Linked DNA regions of Homo sapiens: all the other regions are linked to region 1. The links are chromatin loops, found by intact Hi-C in ENCODE. Cell type or tissue: IMR-90. All regions are shown on one strand.

What was found. Peaks named below come from ENCODE experiments on the same cell type or tissue, not always from the same donor. Only the 100,000 strongest peaks of a DNase experiment are listed, where the experiment ranks them.
Region 2: it touches region 1 in a loop (13-fold over the local background); 109 of 110 quality-filtered maps call a loop at or near these places.
Region 3: a loop joins it to region 1, with 7 times the contacts of the local background. A loop is called at or near these places in 12 of 110 quality-filtered maps.

What each region holds. Positions count from the first base shown.
Region 1 is chr7:87,413,801-87,421,800 of GRCh38, forward strand. It overlaps ABCB4 (ATP binding cassette subfamily B member 4), which reads right to left. Exons shown (of 28, transcript NM_000443.4): 19 at 6,198-6,275; 20 at 4,737-4,820; 21 at 3,512-3,715. Among named protein-coding and RNA genes, the nearest start is that of ABCB4, 58 kb to the right of the region's middle. In IMR-90, a CTCF peak has its summit at 3,087 (motif pointing left); DNase peaks (open chromatin) are centred at 481, 761 and 3,081; H3K27ac peaks cover 1,506 bases; H3K27me3 peaks cover 166 bases.
Region 2 is chr7:87,308,412-87,316,411 of GRCh38, forward strand. No RefSeq gene overlaps it. Among named protein-coding and RNA genes, the nearest start is that of TP53TG1, 33 kb to the right of the region's middle. In IMR-90, a CTCF peak has its summit at 4,047 (motif pointing right); a DNase peak (open chromatin) is centred at 4,080; H3K27ac peaks cover 254 bases.
Region 3 is chr7:87,232,253-87,240,252 of GRCh38, forward strand. No RefSeq gene overlaps it. Among named protein-coding and RNA genes, the nearest start is that of TMEM243, 17 kb to the left of the region's middle. In IMR-90, a CTCF peak has its summit at 4,807 (motif pointing left); a DNase peak (open chromatin) is centred at 2,919; H3K27me3 peaks cover 644 bases.

The DNA.
Region 1 (8,000 bases):
GTATCCTGAAGGTTACGTTGATAGGCTTTAATTTCCTTTAAATTAAAAACCAAAGGCATAATCTGTTCAAGACTAGCTTTATGACAAAACTGGTACTTCTGGCTGTGCTAAGTATGGTAGGCAAGTCTTTGTATGCTCAGGAAGGCTGATCAGCTAAGGGCAAGAACTGTGGCCTGGGAACCAAGGGCCTGGTTCTATTCCCAGCCTGCCACCAGGCAGTTACATGACTGGCCTTAGTCACAACCCCTTTGTGGCCTGGCTTTCTTCACAAGGCAGAGTCCTAAAAGAAAGGATTAGGCTGTGATTTCTAAGGGCCTATTGGAGCTGCCAATTATTTCCTCCCTGAGTATAACTTCTTATAAAAGCTGTCCACCCACAATGGGAAGGAGATCCCAATTGTCAACAACATGAGCATGCTTTAAATCCGTGATTAAATCAGAGTCAGACATCTGACTAATCTGGGTCAATCAGATTTGGTTTCCTGGCCCTGGACACAAGTTTGAACCGTGAGGCCCTGGGGCTTCAGAGGCTGATGTCACATTGGGTATGTGTAAGAAGCTGGTCTGAATATACAGCATCCGAGGAATGGAATAGATGTATAGGAAGACTCAGATATTAGAGCCTGTGGCTGTAAGAGCCAGTTACACACAAACTGCCTGTATTTCTTGCACTTTGGAGTGTCCTTATATCAAATCGCTTTTACCCAAACCAGCCAGAGCAGTTCTCTGATTCTTACAGCCAAACCACCCTTGACAAATGTTGATTGTCTGTGACTTAGCTATTTAGTCTAAATCTTAGTTCTGTAGTTGAGTCATCTAAACCAACAGCACATGGAGCATAAGATCTTAATTTTAGGTTTTTAACAGCTTTAAGACTTTTTTTTTTACCTCAGTTCTTAGCTTCTGCAATGAGCTGAAAGGAAGATATGTGATGCTTGAGACTGAATAACCATAGATTTTTCATTTGTAATAAAGATATAACAGATAGCAATTACAAGAATAGAGAAAAATTACTGAGCTTTTACTATGTCCAAGTATTACCTCATTCACCAATATGATCTCATTTAGCCTCACAACCTTGAAAGGGAAATAGTATTCCTATTTACACAGATGAGAGAACCGAGGCACAGAGAAGTTAACTGAATTGCCTTAAGTTCTAAAGTTAATAAGTAGCAAAGCAAGAATTCCAACTGAGACTATCTGATGTGGAGTCCATGTTCCTAAGCCATAATGCTATTCTGCTACCCCTGCTGTGTAATTTACACAAGGAGAAACCAGTAATGACTTGACACTCCTCTTGACATTCTAGTCATGGATCAACTCCCTTACGGGTTAGCTGTGGCACAGAGGGCCCTTAATCTCAGTGACCAGACAAGCCCTGGGTCAAGATGGTTATGAGGCAGTCTTCCCTCCCCACTCCCTGCCCAGTAACCAACACCCTCACTACCAAGCCCTTTTTGGAAAATTGGGATGGGAATACCTCAAACCCTGTTGTACTTTAATGATGATGAAACTGTACCCAGGTAAATGAGAGTGTTTCTTTTTAAATAGTGATTTGGGGTTTTTCTAGAACCTTCTTTCCGACTCTTAAGCAAGTGCTGACTGAGTAAACAATATTAAACTATGATTGAACTGCTGATATTAACATTTAAAACATTTTTAATCTTTCATATTTAAAATCTTTCATATTTCATATTTAATCTTTCATATTTCATAACCCTATTAGGTTAAAGTAGCTACTAAAAAAATTTAAACTGGCCAGTCTGAGTTATTCAATCTCTGATGCTTAGAATAACAGGGTTTTAGCTGGAAGGAACTTGGGGCAGTATCTGGTACAATTTCTCATTTTACTAAGGTAGGACATGAGGACTAGAGAAGTTGGGGATCTTCTCCAGCCTCACACACTGTGAATAGCAAGACCAAAGCTAATAACCCAAGATTTTGTTTTGTTTCAATACTGCTCAATTCTACCTGCTCTACTCTGACAAAATTCTAACAATTAATGGAGCTAAGACTATTAACTAGATTCAAGATGTTTTCTATCATGTAACTTGTCTAAGAAAAGTTTATTTTCATTCCATCCAACTGACCATTCTCCCATATGAAATGTGGAAAGAAGCAGGATTGAGGGGCAGGGGAGGAAACAGAGCTACACAGTGTTTCTTCAGCAGTTAGTTGAGACACTCAGAAGTCAAGGAAATGATGCCCTAAAGTACCCACAGCCAGCAGCCAAGAGAATCTTCAAGAACTCTAGACACCCAGGGGTTCCCAAGTCCTGGGAACCACATATTGTCCTAGCAAGCTCCAAGTCTTGGAGAGGATGCAGCGTGAAAATGAGGAGAGTGAATTCTGATGGAAACCTGGAGATACTATTATACCTAACGCTGCATGCAGCGGCAGCTGATGCTGATTACAAGAGGACAAGAAAGGATTTCACCAGACATAATTGGTTTAGTGGAAACATGGTTAGTCCGAATGTTAATCTTCCCTCTTAATATGGTGCCTCTGAAGCTAGTCACTCACCCAGTCTCTGACGCCTTCTTCCCTATAGAGATACTGTCTGTTCCACTTCTCATAACTAGTTAAGGTCAGTTGCAGTAATGCTTGTAAAAGGGCTTTGTAAAGTGCAATGCTATAAAACCTATATCACAATTTATATTTATTATCTGCTTCACTTCCTCATGTTTCAATAAAGGATAATAATTACATAAATAAGACTAAGAATGTTCATGGTTATAATCTACATGTGAACATTTCAGTGCATGTACTTGTAAATAAAATGTTTATGTGTAGATTTAGACACTTAAACACATATAAAGAGACCATATAGTAGAGGTAAGAGCTTTGAAACTAGACCTGAACTTAAATCCCAGCCAAATCTCTAACTTCTGTTTGAATCTCAGGTTCTGTATTTCTGAAATTGGGATAACAATAGTGCCTGCCTTATAGGATTATTGTGAAGATGTAATAAATTGGTGCATATAAATATGTAGCACAATAACTGGCACGTAGTAAGGCTCAAGTAAATGTTAAGCCCAATTGCCATTATAGTGAGAACCACAAAATTGAGGCATTACTGCCATCTGGTGGCTGCCATCTTAATTATAGAAATCACAGCCAAAAAGAAGAGGATCTCTTAAATGCCAGCACATGTCCGACCCTGAACAATTCACTTACAGTCTTCTGCATGAAGGTTTGTGAAACAGGGATGACATTTGTCCAAACAGTAGCATTTGGACATGAAGTAAAATGAAATGCACTTTGAATATTCAGAAGTTCTTTATCATAACTATGTTAAGTGCTTTCTATAGGCTCAACGTTTTATGTTAATCACCTTATATTTAAGTTCTAGACATTAATACAGTAAAATATTTCATACACAATTGACAATTATTAGTTGTAGTGGGCACAAACATTTAATTATTAAAGCCTGCATATCATGATAAATAATTCAAATAAAACACATGTCTAAAAACAACACTTAACACCAATTGAAATCTTATTTGACCTACCTTTCCAGCAGCTTCCAGTTCTTTTTTATCTCTTTTGGCATTTCCAGCCAACAATTTCATTTCAACAATTCCTGACACAGCAATAATTGGAACAACTGCTAATAGCAATAGGGTTAACTGCCAACCGTAGATAAATGATATGATAATACCAGTTCCAAGGTTAGCTATATTCTGTGCAATTAAAGCCAACCTGGTTCCTGTGGCCTGGGAGAGAAAAAGCACAAAGCAACTGTAGTTTTAAGCTCCAAATGCATGCGCTCCAGCCTTAGCCTCTTGGTCAGAATGATGAGTGGGTTCTATGCCTGAGCTACATTGGCTTACTTTCATTACAATAAACCCACAACACCTGTGCTTAACTCATGAGGCTCTGCAGACATTTCTTCATTGTGCCTTTACACTCTCATTCCTCTCCTGCCCACCTGAACCAACATTCTAGAACCAAGTAATCAACTTCTCTGCTTTGTGGATGGGCACTGGGGGTGCATGTATTTTTTCATAGATGCAATGTTCAAAGAGGAAACTAACTCCAATGTACCTGGGTAATTTTAAAGACCATTTAATTCAAAAGTGTAAAAGGGAAAGAGACCATCTGTTGTTACAAAGGGTACGTGTCCTAAGAGACATCCACCACAAAGCACATATAAGGATGAATTAGTGTTGTACCACTCAGAAAACAAAGGTGGCTGTAGCAACATTGCAGTCAGCTCTCTGCATCCATTCCTCCTTCTCCTGTTGTGTGGAAGCAGTGAGCTGCAAAGTAACCCACCTCAGCTAAAGGGGTGGGGGACGTAGGCCACTCAGAACACCACCATCCCCTGGAGACAGTGGTTCAGGGTGGGGCATGTGACCCAAATTAGCCCAAATTAGATTTCAGCAAAGGGTTTTTGTTTGGTGGTTGAGGTAGAGGTGTGTGCTCTCTTTCACTGGATGGGAAATAAGGAAGCCTGTAGTTCTAATTACTATTAGCAGCCATCCTGTGACTGCAGGGAATCAGCCTTGGGATAAAGCCAAAGCCAATGAGGGAACCTGGATTCTGGATTAAATCTGGAGGGGGCAGTGGGTCAATCAACCTTGAAGTTTAATCTTCTGCTTATTGTTTACAGCAGTTTTGATTTGAGCTTTCTGCTATTTCTAGCTGGAAGCATCTTAACAAGTGTGGGTATGCTACATGCTTATCTAAAACCATGTTATGTAAAAAACTACAAGTAGAGTGCAGTCTACCTACTCCTTGGACTTGGGCAGCATCTGTGGCAAGTCTTGTAGAAAGTGCACCAGTACTGTTTTTATGGTCATCAAACCAGCTCATGTCCTATGGCATAAAATACACGTTTATGTTAGTTCAAAATTAAAACAAGCAAAGAAAACCAGACAAAGCCTCCCAAAGCTCCAATGCTGAGGAAATTTAGGGGAGACCTCATATGCAGTGTAGAGTCCCTGGCCTTGCTCTGAGCACACACCCCCAGAATCTAGCAGAACCCAGCTTCCTGACTGCTCTGTGGTAGCAGGGAGGGCATCTCTGGTCTAGGGGGGCAGGGCTCACCCAGATGGCTGCCATGCTCCTTGCCAGCTCCTCCCAAGGCTGGGAGGCTGGTAGGCATTCCATTCACCCAATCATCAGGTCTTTCACTATGGACACTTCTGCCCTGATATGGTGTTGTCTCTCATAAAGGGTGGTGGAGCTGTCTTGGACATGTTGTTCTGATAGATTCTAGGCAGGAGAAAATAAGCACTGGTTTCTCACCAAGCTTTTGTTTGATTTTTTGTTAAACACTGATTGAAAGTGTGTCTGATCTCCAGTTAGCCACAGGGATAAAAAAAGAAGCATGTCTGAGACTTAATTTTAATTGTAAGCTACTCATCCATGGCATCTTTTACCTTCACATAAAATAATTTTTCCTGCATAGCAAGAGTTTAGGAGATACTGAAATAGGATTTGTAGACAGATTTAATCAGAATATACTACCTACTATGTGCCCATTTGTGAACAGAAATGTAATCAGTTCCTGTCAATTGAATGGATAATATTCTGGCCCTCTCTTAGGCATTTTCTATAAAAATAGATAATTCATGTTTGCATATTTTCCTATGTCAGGCACTAGAATGTGAACTTACGAGGAGAGCAAATAATGGATTATACAGTACCAGCCACCAGCACAGTGTCTGGTACATGATAAGTAATGTTTGAATAAACAAACAAGTGAATTAATGTGAAAATAGACCTCAAATAAGAAATAAACAAAACTCAATTATTAACATTTGAGGATACCTACAGTTAGTATGGTAGATTGTGGTACATGAGATTAAATGCTATCAACTAGGTTTTTCTTGGTTTAAAGACATCCTGGAGTCTCAATGGACTCACCAGGGCCTGCACAGGATCCAGAAAAGAGATACAGGTCTTCGAAATGATAGTGTCTACATGGAGAGAGATATTTACAGAATAAGCCAAAGCTACCCAAATAAAGCCTATTTCTATGAAAAAAAACAAAAACAAAAAAAAAACAAAAAAAACATGAGAAGTCTTTAGCTCTTGAAGGACCAGGACAATTTGCAGGACTCTGCCCCATCCTTGCGTGAATACCCTGGGGGGAAAACATGCATATCGACATAACAATAAGAACAGTAAGAAGCTTAATATGGAAGAAATGTGAAAGATCAGAAGGCATTCTCCAGCGCACACTCCTACCTGTCTTAGCATTGCTTTAAAAGCCATTGACCGCAGTCTTCTGGTGAGGATCTCGCCAGCTTTCCCAAACGTGAAACCCTGGTTGAGAAAAAAGGCTATGGTCTCTTTTGATCTTTATGTATGTAATTGCACCAGACCAATCATGTTCAACTTTTATGTAGCAAAGTTATGAGTTGTTTTACAGTTGCCACGGATCCTCAAGTCATGTTAATAACCTGAGCAGCCCCAGATGAATCAAGCATGCAACCATAGCAGGAACCTAAGTGCTCCGAAACAAGAATCAGGGACTGAATTAAGAAGCAGACACCACATGGCAGGATGCAGGATTCAATCAGATTGAGCTCTGACACCACCCCATGGCAGGATCCAGTCAGATGGTGCTTCCCGGCATCACTTCATTGCAAGATCCAATCAGATCACACTTCATTACCATACGCTTATAAAACCTGACCCAGCCTCCAGCTTGGGGAGATACTGCTTTGGGAACTAAGCTCTGTGAGCTTCTCACTTGTGACAAGTTATAAAATTCCTTTGCTAAATCCTCCTTGATGTGGTCATTGGGTTGAAACCCACCAAGTGACCAAACCTGCCCGTTGTGTGGGTAACAGTTGCTAGTATTCTGACACAGGTGCCTATATTCACATTGATTTTACATTATTTGTATGTTAACTATTTAAATAACAAAAGTCCAGGACCAAATACGAATTCAAAGCCCCCACGTCAAATTCATGTACTGCAAAATCATCAGTATGCATTACAATCAAAGGCCAAAAATCTTAAAGGTGTCCAGTTCTGGCTTCTAAACCATTCTAAATAGGTTTATTTTTCAAAACTTTGAAGGACAACATCTCAGTGACAAAGATACTGTGTTTAACTACAAAATTCAGTGTGTTCCTACTACTTCCAATAAACCAGTTAAATACAGAAGTAACAAAGTCCTACACACGAATTCATTTTGGCTCATGCAGTGTAAAGGAAGGATGACCTTAGAAACAAGATCCAAATGAGTATGCTGGTTCCTGGTCACAGCTCCACCTGCACTCAGATTGGGGAACAATCAGGGTACTCTTCCTTCCCCAGCCTCTTTGGGACAATTTCCTACTTTCTAATTACCACATCCAAACTGGAGAGGAGTCCAGATATCCAGAAGTGGGCTTACTTCTGGGACGTGTGAGTCTCCAGCCACAGTGTGAGTGTTGGGGTAGCCGTGCCGAGGGCACACGGGGGAGTGCACATCAGAACTGTTTACTAAGCCAGGGGGATAGATGATCAGTGCACCCAGTGAATCGGCCCCAGGTGTTCCTTGTCCAGGACCAGACTGCCCTCCCCCTCCATTTGCTGGCGGATTGCTACAGGTTCTATGCATCAGCCCACTGTTCCTGCGGCCCCTGAAACACATTTTCTAGCTGCACTCCCTAGCATGCCAGGGACTGGGGCTGGATCAAATCATTGAGTTGTGTCTAGTAGGGCAATGATTTCTAAATAAAAAACTTGGTTTACTTTGCCATTGGTTCAACAATAATAAAAGAGAAGCATGCTGGCATGACTAGGAAACACTATTTTGCTGACTTGATGGATTGTATTATATTCGAAAGGCCTATGTGGTGCCCACTGGGTTAAAGAGACAAAAGAAATTACAGAGAAGTCTAACTGGGTAGAAAAGTACAATTAGAGAGTTTGACTAGTTTATTTTGGCCAGGTCTACAACGTTAGAATGCAAAATATTATGTTCTTTCAAATAGTTCATCAATTAAGTAGGAAAAGATCAGAGAAGTTACTTGATATTCTATAAAGAGTAACAAC
Region 2 (8,000 bases), 110 kb before region 1:
TAATAAGAGCTATTTATGACAAGCTCACAGCCAATATCATACTGAATGGGCAACTGTTGGAAGCAGTCCCTTTGAAAACCAGCACAAGGCAAGGATGCCCTCTCTCACTACTCCTATTCAACATAGTATTGGAAGTTCTGGACAGGGCAATCAGGCAAGAGAAAGAAATAAAGCATATTCAAATAAGAAGAGAGGAAGTCAAATTTTCTCTGTTTGCAGATGACATGATTGTATATTTACAAAACCCCATCGTCTCAGTCAAAAATCTCCTTAAGCTGATAAACAACTTCAGCAAAGTCTCAGGATACAAAATCAAAGTGCAAAAATCACAAGCATTCCTATACACCAATAACACACAAACAGAGAACCAAATCATGGGTGAACTCCCATTTACAATTGCTACAAAGAGAATAAAATAGTTAGGAATACAACTTTCAAAGGATGTGAAGGACCTCTTCAGGGAGAACTACAAACCATTGCTCAAGGAAATAAGAGAGGACACAAACAAATATAAAAACATTCCATGCTTATGGATAGGAAGAATCAATATCGTGAAAATGGCCATACTGCCCACAGTAATTTATAGATTCAATGCTATCCCCATTAAGCTACCACTGACTTTCTTCACAAAATTGGAAAAAACTACTTTAAACTTCATATGGAACCAAAAAAGAGCCCGCATAGCCAAGACCATCCTAAGCAAAAAGAACAAAGCTGGAGGCATTATGCCACCTGACTTCCAACTATACTACAAGGCTAAAGTAACGAAAACAGCATGGTACTGGTACCAAAACAGACATATAGACCAATGGAACAGAACAGAGGCCTCAGAAATAATGCCACACAGCTACAACCATCCGATCTTTAACAAACCTGACAAAAGCAATGGGGAAAGGATTCCCTATTTAATAAATGGTGTGGAGAAAACTGGCTAGCCATATGCAGAAAACTGAAACTGGACCTTTTCCTTACACCTTATACAAAAATTAACTCAAGATGGATTAAAGAATAAAACATAAGATGTAAAACCATAAAAACCGTAGAAGAAAACGTAGGCAATACCATTCAGGACATAGGCATGGGCAAAGACTTCATGACTAAAACACCAAAAGCAATAGCAACAAAAGCCAAAATTGACAAATGGGACCTAATTATACTAAAGAGTTTCTACACAGCAAAAGAAACTATCATCAGAGTGAACAGGCAACCTACAGAATGGAAGAAAATGTTTGTAATCTATCCATCTAACAAAGGGCTAATATCCAGAATCTGCAAGGAACTTAAACAAATTTACAAGAAAACAAACAACCCCATCAAAACCTGGGCGAAGGATATGAACAGACACTTCTCAAAATAAGACATTTATGCAGCCAACAAACATGAAAAAAACTCATCATCACTGGTCATTAGATAAATGCCAATCATACCACAATGAGATACTATCTCATGCCAGTTAGAATGGCAATCATTAACAAGTCAGGAAACAACAGATGCTGGAGAGGATGTGGAGAAATAGGAATGCTTTTACACTCATGCTGGGATTGTAAATTAGTTCAACTATTGTGGAAGACAGGGATTTAGATCAAGGATCCAGAACCAGAAATAAATTTGACCCAGAATTCCATAACTGGGTATATATCCAAAGGATTATAAATCATTCTACTATAAAGACACATGCACACGTATGTTTACTGCAGCACTGTTCACAATAGCAAAGACTTGGAACCAACTCAAATGCCCGTCAATGATCGACTGGATAAAGAAAATGTGGCACATATACACTATGGAATACTATGCAGCTGTAGAGAAGGATGAGTTCATGTCCTTTGCAGGGACATGGATGAAGCTGGAAACCATCATTCTCAGCAAACTAACACAGGAACAGAAAACCAAATATCTCATGATCTCACTCGTAAGTGGGAGTTGAACAATGAGAACACATGGACACAGGGAGGGGAACATCACACACCAGGGCCTGTCAGGGGGTGGGGGCCAGGGGAGGGATAGCATTAGGATAAATACCTAATGTAGACGATGGGTTGATGGGTTCAGCAAACCACCATGGCACGTGTATACCTATGTAACAAAACGGCACGTTCTACATATGTATCTTGGAACTTAAAGTATAATAATAAAAAAAAAAAGAAAAAAAAAGAAAGCCGCCTTCTACCTTTTACAAAATAAGGATTCCAGGAAAAGGCAGTAATTTATTCCAAGCTAGACTCCCCTTGTAATTATAACTCAGATGTCTACCCTTTTTCCCAGTTTTCTCTAATGTGTATGCATAAGCAGATCTGCATTATAGTGTCACAGTCCTCTTGGCTTGAGCACACTGTGGGATCAGATGGTTTTCCCCACTGCTCTTACTGGGTCACTGCTGGCTGCACTTCTCACCATGCATTAAATAGTCCACTTAACCAGCTAATATCCCTTCTCTGTTGGAGCTAGGGATAAAATGAGGAATTCCAGCCTCTCCTTCCCTAACCTTCTGATTCCTTCCGTCTCATTGAGGCACGTTTTCTTTGAAGGTTAGGGAAATTTTCAAAGGGATTAACACCATGGAAACAGGGACAAAGTCCTTTCTAACTGGGACTTTGCCAGAGTCCTGCAGGTACAGCATCAGAGCCTGGAGGGCCCTTCTCTTATGTATCCCCCAACCCAAAGAGCCTGGTCCATGGTCTTTCCAGATCAATCCCAACCATTTCCCTCAAGCAGCCAGCCCCTACCCACAGGGAACAGTCATAAGTCCTGAATCCATTCTCATTCCAACTGTGTACTTCACCCAAGTCTGCGTCATTCAGTCTGGAGGGGTCCCAGGGATGCGGCTAGGCTTTTAGCAATGCTGTACTCAGCTTGTACTGCAGGAGCAGGCAACTATCACTGCTGCTCTTGGTATTGAGGACTACTATGGTCTTGTGTCCTGACTTGCTTCTCAATATTATCTCCAGTATAACCTGTTGGCTTATCATCATGTTGTTTAAGCATGAGACCTATTAGAATAAGCACATGCATATTTCTCATAGACAGTTATTGCACTTTTTGGAGAAGAGATTAAACAAGAAAATATTTCTTTAATGTTATGAGTTGAATTGTGTCTCCCGCAAAACTCATATATGAAAGTCCTAACCCCCAGTACCTCCAAATGTTACTTTATTTGGAATATATCTGTCATTGCAGATATACTTAGATGAGATGAGGTCATACTAGAGTAGGGTGGGCCCTTAATCCAATATGACTGGTGTCTTTATAAAAGAATGCCATGACTGAGACAGACACACACAGGGAGGATGAAGGCAAAAATCTGTACAAGCCAAGAAACACCAAAGATTTCCAGAAAACCACTAGAAATTGGCAAAGAGACATAGAACAGGCTCTTCTGCACAGCCCTCTGAGGGAAAAACCCTATTGACACCTTAATCTGGGGCTTCTAGCCTCCAGGACTGTCAGACAAGACATTTCTACTGTTTAAGCCACCTAGTTTGTGGTACTTTGTAATGGCAGCCCTAGAAAACTAACACACTTAAGTGTCCATACACTGCTTTTCTCCTCTGAAATTAGGAATTCCATTATTGTGTTTGTGTTCTCCACGCCCCTCCATTCCACCCCCAGCCACCATTGCCTTGGGGCCCACCAGAATAACATGAGATGAAATGCCTTTTAACAACTGGTTTGTTACCTGTATCACCCAAAATGAGCTCTGGACTGATCATTGTTGCAAAGATTCCATTGACTTTTTGGTCATATGAAGTTTTCTTTTGGGTGGGACATGGAGTGAAGAGTGGGGAGGATGTGGCCAATATTTCTAATAATGTTAGATGATCTTGGTACTTTAGGCTGCTTTGTTTTTTTTCTAAAAGGCCAATGGCCAGCCAGGAATGATGTGTAAAGTCAGCAATGGAAATTATTAACTGTCTAGCCAACACTGTCACCTATCTTTGACCTTTTTGATGGAACCGAACTTGGGTCAGTGGAGTTGATTGAGATCTCTTGAAGAGGGCCTCCTAGCAGAGGAGCCCTCTAGCATGCAGTACTCCATGTGTGCCAGAAGGTGTCGCTCCATCACAGCTGGTACTGGAAAGAAAGCCCTGCTCCTCACTAAATCCATTTCTTTTAAATCTAAGACCAAGTAGTTAGTCAGCTGTGGCCAATTGTGTATTTTCCTCATGTCATTACCCAGAGAAGATATGATCAGCTATTCAAATTATGATTAAATTATTGAGGTCATTTTAAAATTAATTTATCTTACAGTCAGGTATTTTAAGATTCTTAGTAAAGTGTGTGTTTATGCTAGGAACTTTTCAAAGTGGGAGTGGGGGGCAATGTATGTCTTGCTTTCTTTCAGGATAAAGTTGTTCTAGAGATCTAGTTTCCAAGAAGAAATCTGTCAAAATGTTTTGAAAAAGTAAAGCCAACACTTGGCATTTAAGGGACTGCTTCAGAGACTGGAGCCATGGAGATTGACTGCCTTCATTCACTAGGTGATCTGATGGGGGAGGACAATAGTGCACAGAGGTAGGCAGGAAACAGGCTCTAAAGGTATATTTGACTGCTCTCTAGGTATATGGCACACCTTTCCTTAGATTATTCTCTTCCACTGGGGGAAAATGATCATAATGAATGGCCTTCATAAATACAGAGTTATACGTGCAGAAAGAAAAACACACCTCCTCAACCCAGCCCTTCTGGGGTGGGCTCTGGACAGACAGAAGTTAATTCTTTAAACTGCTCATCTACTGCTTATAAAGACTAATCTCCAAGAATTTCATTTTGTTCAAAGTAAAGGCAAACTGACAATCAGTGCTTCTGCTTGGAGTTTATGTTGCTAAAAAGCAGCCATCAGATTTATACTACCTATTGTTGGAAAGACACTCTAATGGGTCTGATTTTAAATATATATATATATATAAACAATAGGTTTCTGGTTAAGGCCTGGAAACAGAAAATCAACAAAGAAGAATGGATCTTGATCTGCAAAGTGAAGCACTCTCTCAGTTGAGGGAAGAGAAAGATGCTGGAGAGGTTGAACTTGGAGAAATGGTTCTCATTCCTCATATGAACTTAGACTCTTCCATCTCTGATTGTTTATCCTTAAAGGGTGTATATGTGGGGCTGGGAGAAGACATCCATTAGGAGCTTGCAGGAAGGATGAGGAAGAGACACAACCTCATTTCATACCTGTAGAGATTTCTCAAAGGATACCAGGAGACTTGGAGTGTCAAAGTCCCAGTGGGGCCAATCTGGCAAAGCTCCTCTCCTCGCTCTATGTTAAGATTTGGGAAATTGTTTATGGCAAATTATTGTCTTAAGATGCCTGTTGGAGAAGGGATGGGAAATACATTTATCTCTGTTAAGGGGTTTCCTGAAGGATAGGGTTTGATTTCTACTGTGCGATACTGAAGAAACTCCATTTATTCTCTTTCTGAAGAGAGTGGACACCAAGACCTTTCTGAAGAAGGTAGTAAGTGCCACCTACCCTTTTGCTGAAGGGAGATGGATTGTGTCCAGGGAAAGCCTTAACTATTTTTTAAAAATCTATAATGAGAACATTTATAATTAATATACAACTTAAGTTTATTTCCCCCTATATTGACATTTCCTATAGTCACTCATGGCTCTTTAGTAAAGTTGGTTACAGATTACACAAACAGTCTTTTGTTGGTTATATTATCATTGCCTCTGAAATTCTGACCACCCCAGAAATGAAGCACTATAAAAGGACAAGTGGAGATCAGATAGCAGCTCTAGTACTAAAAAACTGACCCAGGCCAGGTGTGGTGGCTCATGCCTGTAATCCCAGCACTTTGAGAGGCTGAGGCGGGTGGATCACTTGAGGTTGGGAGTTCGAGACCAGCCTGACCAACATGGAAAAACCCCATCTCTACCAAAAATACAAAATTAGACAGGAGTGGTGGCTCACACCTGTAATCCCAGCTACTTGGGAGGCTGAGGCAGGAGAATCACTTGAACCCAGGAGGGGGAGGTTGCAGTGAGCCAAGATCGTGCCATTGCACTCCAGACTAGGCTACAAGGGTGAAACTCCATCTCAAAAAACAAAAACAAAAACTGACCTTGAGGCTGGGCACGGTGGCTCACACCTGTAATCCCAGCACTTTGAGAGGCCAAGGCATATATATATATATAAACTCCTGAGGCCAGGAGTTCGATACCAGCCTGGCCAACATGGTGAAACTCTGCCTCTACTAAAAATGCAAAAATTACCCGGGCATGGTGGCAGGCACCTATAATCCCAGCTACTTGGGAGGCTGAGGCAGGAGAATTGCTTGAACCCAGGAGGTCAAGGTTACAGTGAGCCCAGATCGTGCCACTACACTCAAGCCTGGGCAACAGAGTGAGACTACATCAAAAAATAAAATAAAATAAAATAAAGAAAGAAAGAAAGGAAGGGAGAAAGTAAAGAAAAGAAAAGACAACCTGGATAATGGGATTGTCTGGAAGGGCCCACTCAAACCATAGATTCATGAGAAATAATGACTTGCTCTGGTAAGCCACTAAGTGTAGGGTAGTTTGTTATGCAGCAAAAGGTAACTAAACAGTTTGGGAGGGGGCCACGGTGGGGAGCTGAGGAGACAGCTCTTGGGCTATATAAAGCTTGTTATGAAGAGCAATAGGTCTGGGGTGGGCCTGCTCTATATTCATCTAAAATATCCTCTTTGGCAGGACAATATGAAGAAATTCTGGTATTATTGGCTTGGGTTGACCCTGGGTCCAGTGAATTGTTAGGATCATGACAATTTCCATCCTTCCTTGTCATCATTCCTGGCAAGATGGGTGACAACTGTCCCTTTTATAAAAGGGGTCTCTCACTTATCTCCTCTGTAGTCATTCATTTTTAACTCTACTTATCATATATGGTCGCAAATAAGCTTTGAAGTTCATACAATTGAGAACTTAACGTTGAGTCAAGCTCTGCTGCTTTCAAGAGTCAGATGTACCTTGCCTGGAACCTCAATTCTCACTGGTTTTGTATGTAGATAGTCAGTGAGGCTAATGCTGTGTTTACACTGGTGTAAATGAATGCTGATTCTAATAATTTTATCAGTTTAGAAAACATAACTTGTATTGGCCAGGCGTGGTGGCTCATGCCTGTAATCCCAGCACTTTGGGAGGCTAAGGTGGGTGGATTGCCTGAGCTCAGGAGTTCGAGACCAGCCTGGGCAACACAGTGAAACCCCGTCTCTACTAATATACAAAAATTAGCCGGGCATGATGGTGGATGCCTATAGTCTCAGCTACTCGGGAGGCTGAGGCAGGAGAATTGCTTGAACCCGGGAGGTGGAGGTTGCAGTGAGCCAAGATTGTGCCACTGCATTGCAGTCTGGGTGATAGAGCAAGACTCCATCTCCAAAACAACAACAACAACAACATACCATGTATCTCACTATGCATCTTACTACAACCCGCCAGTAAGTATCATTATCCCTATTTCCCAGAAGAAGATGCTGAATTTAAATAAAGGATTCCAGATTTTCCATTACTCAACATTATTTTTCATTTAGAAGCTCATTTATAAGCACTTCTAAATGTCAGTTCTATAACTTAGATAGGTATCTGGTTTCTGAAAACGAAATTTTGGGTTGAAATGTTTCAGGGAATTTTTTGTTTTATTGGCTGAAAGTGTGGCTTTAAAAAGGCAAATCGGCACCTTTCTCACAATCATAATATTGCAATTATTTTACATATATATGCACACACGTGTACACATGTATGTACATGTATACACACATACACACACAAAATCTGTAGCAGTTCTGAAAATATAGAAAGGTTTTGTTAGTGGACCATATGGGGCAGTGAATCTGCAGAAGTTGGTTAAATTATTTCAGCAGGCTTCCCTCACTAGGCATAATGGACTCAATAAAAGGAAGCGTTGCTGCCACAGATATGAGTCCCCTGCCCAGCTGGAAGTGCCACCTACCCTTTTGCTGCAGGCCATTCACTCCACGGAAAGTCCACCTACTCCCCTTGCCTGCCCAGTAACT
Region 3 (8,000 bases), 180 kb before region 1:
TTGTTAAAGCACAGCATGGAAAACTTTATCCAGAAACATCATGATTGGTATAGGGACTGCTACAATGGGGTCTTGCAGCAGCAGAGAGAGATTTGGCTCAACTCTGAATACAGAATAGGCAAGTGGGAATTTATAGCCAAGGAGTAAGGTGGGACTCAGTGCATGGAAAATTACTAAAAGGAAATATCAGATGGGCATTCTGGTTAAACCGGTGTCCTTGCTGAAGACACACCAGGGTGATCAGACATCACCTGGGGAATGATGGAGGATGAGGAACCCGATCAGCTACAGAGCATGATCAGATATGTAGGGGCTTTTAGCTATCCTGACCTAGCAGAGTTCTCTTCTACAACTGGATTTTACAAGGAAGTGCACAGATGAGCCTAGGAGAAGTGTCAGGAGCCTGACTAAAGTTTGGCCAAGCAGAGAATCTTTGTCAACTGCTCTGGATTGAATGTTTATGTCCTTCCCAAATTTATAAGTTGAAGCCCTATCCCCAATGTGATGGTATTTGAAAGTGGGGCCTTTAGGAGGTAATTAGATCATGAGGGTAGAACCTTCTTGAATGGGATTAGTACCCTTATAAGAAAATACATGAAAGATATTATCTCGGTCTCTCTCCCACATGAGGATAGAGCCAGAGGCAGCAATCTGCAAGCCAGGAATAAGTCCCTCACCAGAACCCAACCATACTGGTACCCTGATCTTGGACTTCCAGCTCCCAGAACTGTGAGGAATAAATGTTCATTGTTTAAGCCACCCGATTTATGTTATTTGTTATACCAGCCTGACCTGAGTAAGACAGTGAACGTATTTGGAGAGAAGGCTCTTTGCAGGTGTAGTTAACGATCTCGAGAGGAAATCATCTTGGATTGGGGTGGTCCCTAAGTCCAATGATTAGTGCCCTTTTAAGAGTAGGTGACCATATAGAGACACACAGAGAAGGCCATGTGAAAATGGGGTTGAGATTGGAGCATGGAAAGGATTATCCCTCAGAACTTCCTGAAGAAAACAACCATGACTACACTTTGATTTCAGACTTCTGACCTGCAGAACTGTGAGAGAATAAATAAATGTCTGTTGTTTGAAGCCACTAGTTTGTGGTAATTTGTTTCAGCAGCCCTAGGAAACTACAATTGTTCTACTGGGAACTGCTTTTCCCTTCATTAAAAATGTTTCAAGAATCTGTTAATGTTGACAAAGTTTTCTCCTGTTCACAGCCCCTAGAAAAACCACTTGTTCAAAAGTGAAAAGTGTTCTAAGAGAACGATTGCATACAGAATAGGAAACCTATCATCTGTATAGTATAAAACCTACCTATAAAATAAGAACACTGAATTTTTAATAGACCCCAGAACATTAGTGTCATACTTCAATGTCATCCTTAGACTATACACCTAAATCAAATTGCTACATTCATTCACTCACTCACCCTCTTGAAAGTCTTCTTTTGTATTCACCTTAGAACCTGTTGGCAAGTTACATGAGCAAGACAATTTCATTCATTTATAGTTACAACTCCAAGAATTATGATCCAATCTTTACTCTTAGAAAATTTAAGTTGCAGTGGCAGAAACAAATATTGAACTGGACCCCATTTTAAATTTAAAATATATGTATATTCCCAAAAGATGAAGAACTTTGTTGTTTTTTTTTTTTTTTTTTTTTGAGGCAGGGTCTCACTCTGTTGCCCAGGCTGCAGTGCAGTGATGAGATCACAACAGGCCTCGACCTTCCAGGCTCAGCTGATACTCCCACCTCAGCCTCTCAATTAGCTGGGATTACAGGCATGTGCCACCATGCCTAGCTAATTTTTTCTTTTTTTTTTAGAAACAGGGTTTTGCCATGTTGCCCAGGCTGGTCTCAAACTTCTGGGCTCAAGCGATCTACTTGTCTTGTCCTCCCAAAGTGCTGGGATTACAGGCATGAGCCGCTATACCAGGCCAAAACTTTCTTTATTTATTGTTTTTACACCCACCAAACTAGCGAAAATTAAAAGCCTAACAACAGCATGTTTTGGCAAAGATATAAAATATTAGAAAATCTCATACTTTGCTGGTGGTGTGGGTGTAACTGGAACACTACTTTAATCATCATATAGTTAAGTTTAAAATGCATTATCTCTTCCTCCAACAATTCTAAACCTAGGTGTATAGAAGAAACTTTCGCACAAATATACCAAGAGACTTGTGCAAGAAGCTGCAAGGGAACATTGTTTGTAACAACAAAAAGGTGGAAACAGCCCAAATGCCCATAAACAGATAGAACAAATAAATAGATGAAACATACTAATACAATAGAATATAGCAATGAAAATAAGCAAACCACAGTTATATATATCAACATACCAACAAGGGTAAATCACACAACCGTAATGGTGAACAACAACCAAAAAAGGAAGTTGCAGAATCTCATGGAGTTTGTAGCAGACACTGGCAATGCCTTGCTTGTATCCCATTGGACACTACCATTTCAGTGCAGGCCAATCCACCCTCCAACTGCCAGTAACTGCAACTCCTTGCCCAGGGGCTTCTCTTTGCTGAAATCACTCTGCCTGCATGCATGGAAGGCCAGAAGTGCCAGGGAATCACAGGTAATATGTGTAAATACCCCAGCTCCTTTACCCCATGGATGGGATAACTCTAAGGTATATATTCTGGTTCCAGAGCTCCTCCATGTGATTAAGATATAGTTGCCCACAGTGGTAACTTCTTTGATAGCAACCCTAAGCTGGCCTCCTTTCCTCCCCTATCTCAGTTCCCAGCTCCCCTACTGGGTTTTTGTGGCCCATTTCCCAAATCAACCACTTGCATTATAGTCCATATCTGAGGGTGTGCTTCTGACAAACAAAACTAAGACACTATGATTCTATTTGTATGTGGTTAGTAGAATGGCATTGCAGGCATACCTCAGAGATACTGAAGATTCAGTTCATGAATATTGCAGTAAAATGAGTCACACAAACATTTTGGTTTCCTAATGCATATAAAAGTTATGTTACACTATACAGTAGTCTGTTAAATGTGCAATAGCATTATATCTACAAATACAATGCACATACCTTGATTTTAAATTACTGTATTGCTAAAATATGCTATCATTTGAGCCGGTAGTGATCTTCAGTAATCTTTTTGCTTGTTATGCCTCAATGTTGATGGCTCCTGACTGATCAGGGTGGCGGTACTAAAGGTTAGGGCGGCACTAAAGTTTAGCACTTTCTAAAACTAAAACAATAATGAAGTTTGCCACATCAATTGACTTTCCCTTTTACAAAAGATTTCTCTGAAGCATGTGATGCTATCTGATAGCATTTTACCAATAGTAGAATGTCTTTCAAAACTGGAGTCAAACCTCTCAAACTCTGCCAATGCTTTATCAACTAAGTTTATGTAATATTTTAAATCCTTTGTTGTCATTTCAACAATGTTTATAGCATCTTCACCAGAAGTAGATTCTATCTCAAGAAACCACTTTGCTCATCCATAAGAAGCAACTCCCATTTATTGATCATGATATTGCATTAATTCAGTCACATCTTCCGATCCCCTTCTAGTTCTAGTTCTCTTGCTATTTCTACCATATCCGCAGTTATTTCCCCCACTGAAGTCTTGAACCCCTCCAAATCATTCATGAAGGTTGGAATCCACTTCTTCCAAACTCCTGTTAACGTTGATTTTTGGACCTCCTCCCAATGAATCACAAATATTCTTAATGGCATTTAAAATGATAAATCCATGCTGTCTTTCTGTGTGAGAAAAAATAATAAAATAGAATAAAATGATGAGTCCTTTCCAGCAGGGTTTTCATTGACTTTGCCCAGATCCACCAGAGGGATCACTATTTATGGCAGCTGTAGCCTTATAAAATGTATTTCTTAAATAATAATACTTGAAAGTCAAAAATATCCCTTAATCCATGGGCTGCAGAATGGATGTTGTGTTAGCAGCATCCATCCTGCAGCCCATGGATTGAGGTGTATTTTAATGAAAATAACATTCATCTCCTTGTATATCTCACCAGAAGTCTGTTTGACCAGGTTCATTGTCAATGAACATTAATATTTGGACAGGAGTCTCTTTTTCTAAGCTGTAGATCTCAACAGTGGGCTTAAAATATTCAGGAAACGATGCTGTAAACAGATTTACTGTCACTCTGGCTTTGTTGTTCCATTTATAGAGCAAAGGTAAAGTAGATTTTGCATAATTCTTAAGGGCCCTGGGGTTTTCAGAATGGTAAATGAGCATCAAAGTGAACTTATTATAAAATCACCAGTTGCATTAAAAAGGGAGTCAGCCTGTCCTTTACAGACTGAAGCTGCTGGCAGCAGGAGTCTGGGGCCTGACCCTAGGGTTTTGCCATTAATGTGATTACACAGTAATGCCTATCTCTTCCTGTCAACAGGCTTTCCAGTCCTGTGTCTTTCCCCCACTTATATCTCTTGCTTATTCATAGCTTCTATTTTCCCATAACCTCAACTTATTGAAACCTTTAGCTTATAAATGACCCATTATTACCATTCTAGCCTCTCCTTATCTCAAGGACTTTTACCTTTTGCCTACTCTGTCAACCACATAAAATCTTTCTGCATGTTCGATTTCAGATTCATGACACAGAGACTCTGATGGACCCTGACAGCCTCTTTATCAAAAAAGTTTTTTTGCATCAGGCGTTTTGATAGGTGATTGGTCAAGATAGAGACTGGCTACCCTGGTTGGACTGTGCCCTGCAAGGGTCAACATTCCTGCCCTTCCCAGTGGAGATCCCTTGGTATATTATGTGTCTGGCTAGAATTGTGGTGCCCTCTCGTGGACATTTTCAGTATTACAAGAGCCATAATTTTCTTCCAGGATTGTTTTCAAACTATGGGTACGTTAACTTAGGATGATGAAATCAACGAGCAGTTGACAACAATACATTTGGTCCAGAATTGTAATAATGAAATGGAAAGATATAAGAGTGCATCTCATTTATTAAGATTGAGTATTATTTTGGCCGGGCGCGGTGGCTCACGCCTGTAATCCCAGCACTTTGGGATGCCGAAGCGGGCCGATCACGAAGTCGAGAGATCGAGACTATCTTGGCTAACACGGTGAAACCCCGTCTTTACTAAAAATACAAAAAAAAAAAAATTAGCCGGGCGTGGTGGCGGGCGCCTGCAGTCCTGCTACTCGGGAGGCTGAGGCAGGAGAATGGCGTGAACCCCAGAGGCGGAGCTTGCAGTGAGCCGAGATCACGCCACCGCACTCCAGCCTGGGCAACAGAGCGAGACTCCGTCTCAAAACAAAACAAAAAACAAAAAACAAAGATTGAGTATTGTTTCATGAAATTTTGTTTTAGATGTATGTGTGTGTGTGTGTGTGCGCGAGTGCGTGCATATAAATGTATTTGGTGCAAAAGCAATTGCAGTTTAAAAAATGTCAAAAACCACAGTTGCTTTTGGACCAACCTAAATATGTGATATTCAAATATCATAACATAGGCATAACATAACATAGGCATATGTTATGCCTAATCTAATCTAATGTGGGTCAAATAACATAGGCATAGACACCCATTGTAAACAACTAACACAGCTATATTAGAGGGAACTAGCTATTCAGCCTTTAAAGGATGGCCAAGATTGAGATGTAAAATGTTTATTTTTTAATATAGGTCATGTCAAAAGAATTTGAAAGATACTGTTCTAGAATACAACTCAATATAGCTATATATCATACATTTTAATAATTACATAGTATTTGTATAATTTACTATAATTTAGGTAACCCAGTGGTTCTCTCTCCTTGTATAACACATTCCTACCAGTAAGAGAGGCTCTAGGTAATTTGGAAACACTCTCATGACACTTCTGTCTCCCATCTGACACCCACATTCTCTCTTTCTCTCTCTCACTCACACACACACACAAGTTGAGCATTACTAATTTTAACAATTTTCCTATCATTGGCTATTTAGATTAGAGAGTTTGGAGAGGGAATAGAATGAATGGTTAAGAATGTAGGCTCTAATGAACTCTTCCATTTACTGGGTGTGTGACCAGGTTACTTGATCTGTCAAATGGGGATGGTAATAGCCTCAATAGTACCTCCCTCATAGGGTTGTCTATGAGGTTTGAATGAATTAACTTATATAAAGTGCTCAGATCAATATATGGTAAATACTCAATTAAATGTTAGGTATTATCACTATTTAGGTTGTATCCAGTTTTTCACTATTGTAAGTAAAAATATTGATGCAATGAATATCTCTGTAGCAAAATCTTTGGAAAGCAGACTTTGTTAAGTCTACTTGTGAAAATAGAATTGCTAGGTATAATGATAAGTATATTTTTAAGGGGTTTTAAAATTTTTGCTAAATTATCCATCTGGAAGGACCCTTTACCACCAGTGATTGAAAGGCCAAACTCGGAGGAGGAGCCAAGATGGCCGAATAGGAACAGCTCCGGTCTACAGCTCCTAATGTGAGCGACACAGAAGACGAGTGATTTCTGCATTTCCATCTGAGCTTTGAAGAGAGCAGTGGTTCTCCCAGCACGCAGCTGGAGATCTGAGAACGGGCAGACTGCCTCCTCAAGTGGGTCCCTGACCCCTGACCCCCGAGCAGCCTAACTGGGAGGCACCCCCCAGCAGGGGCACACTGACACCTCACACGGCCGGCCGGGTACTCCAACAGACCTGCAGCTGAGGGTCCTGTCTGTTAGAAGGAAAACTAACAAACAGAAAGGACATCCACAACAAAAACCCATCTGTACATCACCATCATCAAAGACCAAAAGTAGATAAAACCACAAAGATGGGGAAAAAACAGAGCAGAAAAACTGGAAACTCTAAAAAGCAGAGCGCCTCTCTTCCTCCAAAGGAACGCAGTTCCTTATCAGCAACAGAACAAAGCTGGGCGGAGAATGACTTTGATGAGCTGAGAGAAGAAGGCTTCAGACGATCAAATTACTCCGAGCTATGGGAGGACATTCAAACCAAAGGCAAAGAAGTTGAAAACTTTGAAAAAAATTTAGAGGAATGTATAACTAGAATAACCAATACAGAGAAGTGCTTAAAGGAGCTGATGGAGCTGAAAACCAAGGCTCGAGAACTACGTGAAGAATGCAGAAGCCTCAGGAGCCGATGTGATAAACTGGAAGAAAGGGTATCAGTGATGGAAGTTGAAAGGAATGAAATGAAGCGAGAAGGGAAGTTTAGAGAAAAAAGAATAAAAAGAAACGAGCAAAGCCTCCAAGAAATATGGGACTATGTGAAAAGACCAAATCTACGTCTGATTGGTGTACCTGAAAGTGACGGGGAGAATGGAACCAAGTTGGAAAACACTCTGCAGGATATTATCCAGGAGAACTTCCCCAATCTAGCAAGGCAGGCCAACATTCAGATTCAGGAAATACAGAGAATGCCACAAAGATACTCCTCGAGAGGAGCAACACCAAGACACATAATTGTCAGATTCACCAAAGATGAAATGAAGGAAAAAATGTTAAGGGCAGCCAGAGAGAAAGGTCGGGTTACCCTCAAAGGGAAGCCCATCAGACTAACAGCAATTCTCTCAGTAGAAACTCTACAAGCCAGAAGAGAGTGGGGGCCAATATTCAACCTTCTTAAAGAAAAGAATTTTCAACCCAGAATTTCATATCCAGCCAAACCAAGCTTCATAAGTGAAGGAGAAATAAAATACTTTACAGACAAGCAAATGCTGAGAGATTTTGTCACCACCAGGCCTGCCCTAAAAGAGCTCCTGAAGGAAGCGCTAAACATGGAAAGGAACAACCGGTACCAGCCACTGCAAAATCATGCCAAAATGTAAAGACCATCGAGACTAGGAAGAAACTGCATCAACTAACGAGCAAAATAACCAGCTAACATCAAAATGACAGGATCAAATTCACACATAACAATATTAACTTTAAACGTAAATGGACTAAATGCTCCAATTAAAAGACACAGTCTGGCAAATTGGATAAAGAGTCAAGACCCATCAGTGTGCTGTATTCAGGA